2 separate regions of the Homo sapiens genome follow, and region 2 is linked to region 1. Evidence: read pairs that join two places in POLR2A ChIA-PET (ENCODE). Cell type or tissue: B cell. All regions are shown on one strand. Links, peaks and the distances in the headings refer to the core of each region. The heading gives the core; the rest is flanking DNA.

Region 1 (2,922 bases), core at 195-2,694:
GCCTCCAGCCTGGAGGTGAATGTCCTGTGTAGAAAACTGGCCATAAATTTAGGGCTGTTATGAAATTTAGTCTGTCATGCCAACCCATATAGCTGTCATAAGTTCTGCTGGTTTTTCTTTCTCTTGATGGAGTTCTGCCTATGGCAAGCCCCAGTTATCATCACTCACGCTAAAGCTCTACAAGTACCACAAGTAGAGAGAGGAAATGGCTGGCACTTTCAGCTCACCTAGAGAGGCCTCTTCTCCCTCTGGAATTTTAATTCTGCTAGTCCTCTTTGCTATGCATAGAAGACAGCTCTTCAATCTTTAAAGCCATTTATTTATTTGAATAATCTATTTAGTTTTATCTAGTTGTTACTGTGAAAGCACTAGCTTGCCTCTCTCTATTAAAGCTAACCTGGAAGTCTCATTATTTTTTGAATTTTTGTTGCCACAAACATGACATAAGAATAAGTTTGTTCTGGGCCAGGCATGGTGGCTTATGCCTGCAATTCCAGCACTTTGGAAGGCCAAACTGGGAGGATTCCTTGAGGCCAGGAGTTCAAGACCAGCCTGGGCAACATAGGGAAACCTCATCTAAAAAAAAAAAAAAATTAACCAGGTATGGTGGCGGGCACTTGTATAGTCTCAGCTACTCTGGAGGCTGAAGTGAGAGGATTACATGAGCCCAGGAGTTTGAGGTTACAGTGAGCTATGGTTACGCCACTCTACTCCAGCTTGGGCAGCAACAGAGTGAGACCCTGTCTCTTTAAAATAAATAAATAGGCCAAATGTTTAAAGTAGAAAGTCAAAGTGGCCAGCCATTCCACTACAAGATAACCAGTGTTTTCAGTTTGATTTATAGCTTTCCAGATTAGCATGTGTGTGCATGACTTTGTCATTTTACCTTTTTTTTTTTTTTTTTTTTGAGAAAGAGTCTTGCTTTTTTGCCCAGGCCGGAATGTGGTTGCAGGATCTTGACTCACCGCAACCTCCGCCTCCCAGGTTCAAGCAATTCTCCTGCCTCAGCCTCCCGAGTAGCTGGGATTACAGGCATGCACCACCACGCCCGGCTAATTTTGTATTTTTAGTAGAAATGGGGTTTCTCCATGTTGGTCAGGCTGGTCTCAAACTCCTGACCTCAGGTGATCCGCCCGCCTTGGCCTCCCAAAGTGCTAGTATTACAGGTGTGAGCCACCGCATCTGGCCGGGAAATATTTTTTAAAAATTTCTTGAAGCCCTTAAAGTTTACAGGCTCTGCTAACATGATAAATACCCAATAAAAATATAGAAAAGAAATTCTAAGAGATTTTAATATAGAATCATTATCTGTTAACTGTTTTAGTTGAGAGCAACAGAAACTGAGTCTGGTTAAACTAAGCAAAGAGTGATTTATTGGAAGGATGATAGGTATACAAAAATGGGATGGGGGATGAAATTGAACAAGTCTCAGAAAGGCAGGAATTGGCACAGCTCTTGGGACCTCAGTGGCAGGAGTTTGTGAACCCTTTCTTCAGGACATTGGAGACCCACTGCCCTTCAGACTCTCTCCCCATTGACATTTTAAATCCCCATAAAAGAGGGTTGTTGGATTTCTTTCGGCAGAGGTGTCTGTGCTGCATCAATCAGTTATGGTCCAGGAAATATAGTCACAACAAAGCATACACGTGACCACCAGGGGCGCATCCCTGCATATCAGGGAGTATTCCCAGAGAAGGGAAGTTGACACAAACCGGATTGCCTCTCCAGTGGTGTGCACCACAAAACCAGACTGGAGCACGTGGTGGGGGCAGAGTGGAGGGAATGGTATTACAGGCTCAGAACGTGTCAGCAGTGGAGGAGAACTCAGATGAAGATGCAGAATTTGTGGCAGAGCTGCACTTGTACTCCAGTCTTCAGGCTCTTGCATCTCTTACACCGTGATGCTTATCTAGAGATGGAAAAGTGTTACAGCGGAGGCTTGGGTGGCCAGTGTGATAACTCCTGGGCAGACATCAGTGCCCAGTGTGTACAGGATGCCACTGAACTGAAATGGAAATGTTCCACTCCATATATGCTTGAAGATCTCCTTTTGGGGGTTTTCAATAGCAAAATGGTAATGTCAAAATATAAATGTGTTTCACAGCTAGTTTTGGAAACATTTTTCATTCCATTCCACATGAGATACTTACTGACAAAAACTAAGGAATTTATGCTGCCTACACGAAAAACTATGGACTTCTACTTTTCAGAATTTCCCTGCTGAAAAAAGGAGACACTTCTGGACATACACATTCAGAGCACAGTATAGCCTATGTGATTTGTGTAAAGCTCCAAACTGTTCTCTCTAGTATGTGTGATATGCAGTAGGGAGAGGCCAGTACATTTCAGTAAAATTGCAAGGACAGTTTCAGCAGAACTGATTTTAAGGAGCAACAGAAACATAGCACTTGAAAATGAATAGGGTTCGTTTAATGGACAAAGCATGATAACAGTTCTTTGATTGCTGAAGAATAATGGGTGGTTCACATTAGACATTAAGTTTTTAAAAATAAAGTTCCAAACCATTCACCAGCTGGGCAGGTTCTGTTATCCTGCTGTAGCATGCAGCTGGAATGTGCTTATTTGCTTAAGGAAATTATGCTTTTGTGATTTTGTATTCATATCAGAAATGTGTGCTTCTGTTTCCTAATAATTACTTCACTGTTATTGGATTATAACATAGTTACTCCCTGTCCTTTCATGGGATTCTTGAAACCTTTATTCAGGATCATTTCTTCTGAGTCAGTTTACAGTGCAATAAAAACTGTTTTATTTTAATTATTTTTAAAAAATTTTCCTGAAACTTAAGAGACAGAAGGCAACATATAATCCAGGGTTTTCTTTTGCTATAGAGGATATCATTAGGACGTTTGACAAAATCTGAATAAACTTGTAGACTAGGCTGGGCACAGTGGCTCATGC
Region 2 (2,922 bases), core at 326-2,825, 130 kb before region 1:
TCTCAAGTGCCTAGGAATTTGATTTTCTTTGATATTTATAAGTTGTCCTTTCTTTTTATGTACCTCAAAGAATTTCTGACTAAAGCATTAAAGGTAGAATGCCTATTATTTATTGAATTTTCTGTATCTCTCTCTTTTTTTTTTTTTTTTTTTTTTTAATATACAGTGTCTTGCTCTGTCACCCAGGCTGGAGTGCAGTGACGCAATCTTGGCTTACTGCAAGCTCTTCCTCCCGGGTTAAAGCCATTCTCCTGCCTCAGCCTCCCGAGTAGCTGGGACTACAGGCGCCTGCCACCACAACTGGCTAATTTTTTGTATTTTTAGTAGAGACGGGGTTTCACCATGTTAGCTAGTATGGTTTCGATCTCCTGACCACATGATCCAGCCACCTCAGCCTCCCAAAGTGCTGGGATTACAGGCGTGAGCCACCGCGCCCGGCCCCTCTGTATCTCTTTTTTACTTTAAAATATGCCATGTAAATTGTTATGAAAATATTTAAGAAGTATAGATGGACCTGAAAGTAACCAGTATTCTATTTGTTAAGAGCCTACCACATCAGTGTCAGCCTAATAGAAACCATGTTGGGCATAGTAGAAGTCATATAACAGGCCTCAATTTGGATAATGGATATAAAATAAGTTGTATATATAGAATATATTTTTCTTTTTCTTTTTTTTTTTCTTTTGTCTTCTCATGGAAGAAAGCATTCTGGGTTTTTTAACTGTGGCACATGTTTATTTTCTTAGTCTGTGAATAGAGTTGATGGCAGAAAAGAGAAGCGTTATAAATAGGATGAGGTCAATAAAATTTTTCAGGCCCAGTGAATTTGGAAATTATTTGGTAACCTGACTTAAATTCTGATGAGTTTGTAATCCAGGTTAATGGTGCTATAGGCAATTTGTATTATCATTAATTTCAAGTTTTAGTGGGCCTCAAAAATAGTGATCATCAATGCATGATTTTGTTGGCATGGTTTATTTGGATACTAACTTGATTAGAAGATCTCAAACAATTTAAATGCATGAGGTCAAGGGAAAATTACTAACTTACAGCCAGGGTAGCAATTTGTTTATATATTTTAAGCTTCCTTGGTTTTAAAATCTAAAAGAGAAAATCTGAGTGTCCTAAATTTTTAAGTGTGCTGAGAGGGCATGTTGACATCTGAAATGGCTAATGAGGTTTCTTTTCGTTGTTTGCTTTTCTTAAGCCTGCTTGTGTTTGAACATTTTAGGTCATTTATAGCAAATACACTGACCTGGTTCCAAAGGAGGTTATGAATGCAGATGATCCAGACCTGCAAAGGCCCGATGAAGAAGCTATTAAAGAGGTAACTGGGAATTGATATATTCGATGACTATTTACATCCTGATTAACTTCCAAACTCTCAATGTGATATTTCCTATTTCAGATAACAGAAAAGACAAGAGTAGCCTTAGAAAAATCTGTATCACAGAAGGTCGCCGCAGCCATGCCAGTTCGAGCAGCTGACAAATTGGCTCCTGCTCAGTATATCCGGTATGAATCATGCCTAGAAGACTTAGTTTCATTCTGAACTTGATTCAGCTTGGGGGGTCATGGTATTCTTTCACTAACCCACTTAGCAACCATTATAAATGCATTGTTTTCAATAATGACTCAAAGCCTGTCTACTGTCTTTGCAGACAATTGAAAGCAGAATTTTTTAAGGTGTCCACTTTGGTTTTTGTTTGTTTTCTGAGATAAAGTTTCTGTGTTGCCCAGGCTGGAGTACGGTGACACCAACACAGCTCACTGCAGCCCCCACCTCCTGGGCTCAGGTGATCCTCCTGCCTTGATGCCACCATGCCTGGCTAATATTTTAATTTTTTGTAGAGACAGGGTCTCGCTGTGATGCTCAGGCTGTTTTCGAACTCCTGGGCTCAAGCAGTCCTCCTGCCTTGTCATCCCAAAGTGCTGAGATTACAGACTTGAGCCACCAGACTTGGCCTCTTTTTATGCTTTTTTTTGGGGTGGGGGACAGAATCTTGCTCTGTTGCCCAGGCTGGAGTGCAGTGGTGTGATCTTGGCTCACTGTAACCTCTGCCTCCCAAGAGATTCTTCTGCCTCAGCCTCCTGAGTAGCTGGGATTACAGGTGCCCACCACCATACCTGGCTAATTTTTGTATTTTTTTTAGTAGAGACAGGGTTTCACCATGTTGGCCAGGCTGGTCTCGAACTCCTGAACTCAAATGATCCATCCTCCTCAGGTCCCAAAGTGCTGGGATTATAGGCGTGAGCCACTGTGCCCAGCCTATGCTATTTTCTTTTTTTTTTTTTTTTTTTGAGATGGAGTCTCACTCTGTCACCCAGGCTGGAATGCAGTGGCACAATCTTGGCTCACTGCAACCTCTGCCTCCTGGGTTCAAGCGATTCTCCTGCCTCAACCTCCTGAGTAGCTGGGATTACAGGCTTGCACCACCATGCTCAGCTAATTTTTGTATTTTTAGTAGAGACAGGGTTTCACCACGTTGGCCAAGGCTGGTCTCAAACTCCTGACCTCAGATGATCTGCCCACCTCGGCCTCCCAATGTGCTGGGATTACAGGCATGAGCCACCCGGCCTGGCCCTATGCTATTTTCAAATTATATTTTTTGTTTTTAGAAATTAACAGTTACTTGTGGTATATGACCTAAATCACAATTATTATTTATAGTTTTCCATTTATAAGTAATAGATATCTTTATAATACTTCTAAATTTTGAGGCGTTTTACTTGACTAAATCTGCATAGAGAATTGAATCACATACAGATATTGAGGAAAAATTCAGAGCTGGTAGGGCTGCTGTCATTATTCTTTTCTCTGTTTTATAACCTATGATTAATCAAAAACTGCTAACCGTAAGTTGCCTGCTGGGATTATTATGAGTGTTTTTTCCTCAGATGCAGGCATACTAAATAGGTACT

What was found. ChIA-PET counts read pairs that join two places held together with the same protein. Peaks named below come from ENCODE experiments on the same cell type or tissue, not always from the same donor. Only the 100,000 strongest peaks of a DNase experiment are listed, where the experiment ranks them.
Region 2: POLR2A ChIA-PET joins it to region 1 with 5 read pairs; 3 of 35 experiments call an interaction of 5 or more read pairs at or near these places.

What each region holds. Positions count from the first base shown.
Region 1 is chr14:77,602,852-77,605,773 of GRCh38, reverse strand. All of the region lies in intron 1 of SPTLC2 (serine palmitoyltransferase long chain base subunit 2), which reads left to right. Among named protein-coding and RNA genes, the nearest start is that of SPTLC2, 12 kb to the left of the region's middle. In B cell, for the core only: no CTCF peak of the experiment used is centred there; a DNase peak (open chromatin) is centred at 1,743; H3K27ac peaks cover 776 bases.
Region 2 is chr14:77,737,371-77,740,292 of GRCh38, reverse strand. It overlaps SNW1 (SNW domain containing 1), which reads left to right. Exons shown (of 14, transcript NM_012245.3): 4 at 1,232-1,327; 5 at 1,409-1,515. Among named protein-coding and RNA genes, the nearest start is that of SLIRP-OT1, 22 kb to the left of the region's middle. In B cell, for the core only: no CTCF peak of the experiment used is centred there; no DNase peak of the experiment used is centred there.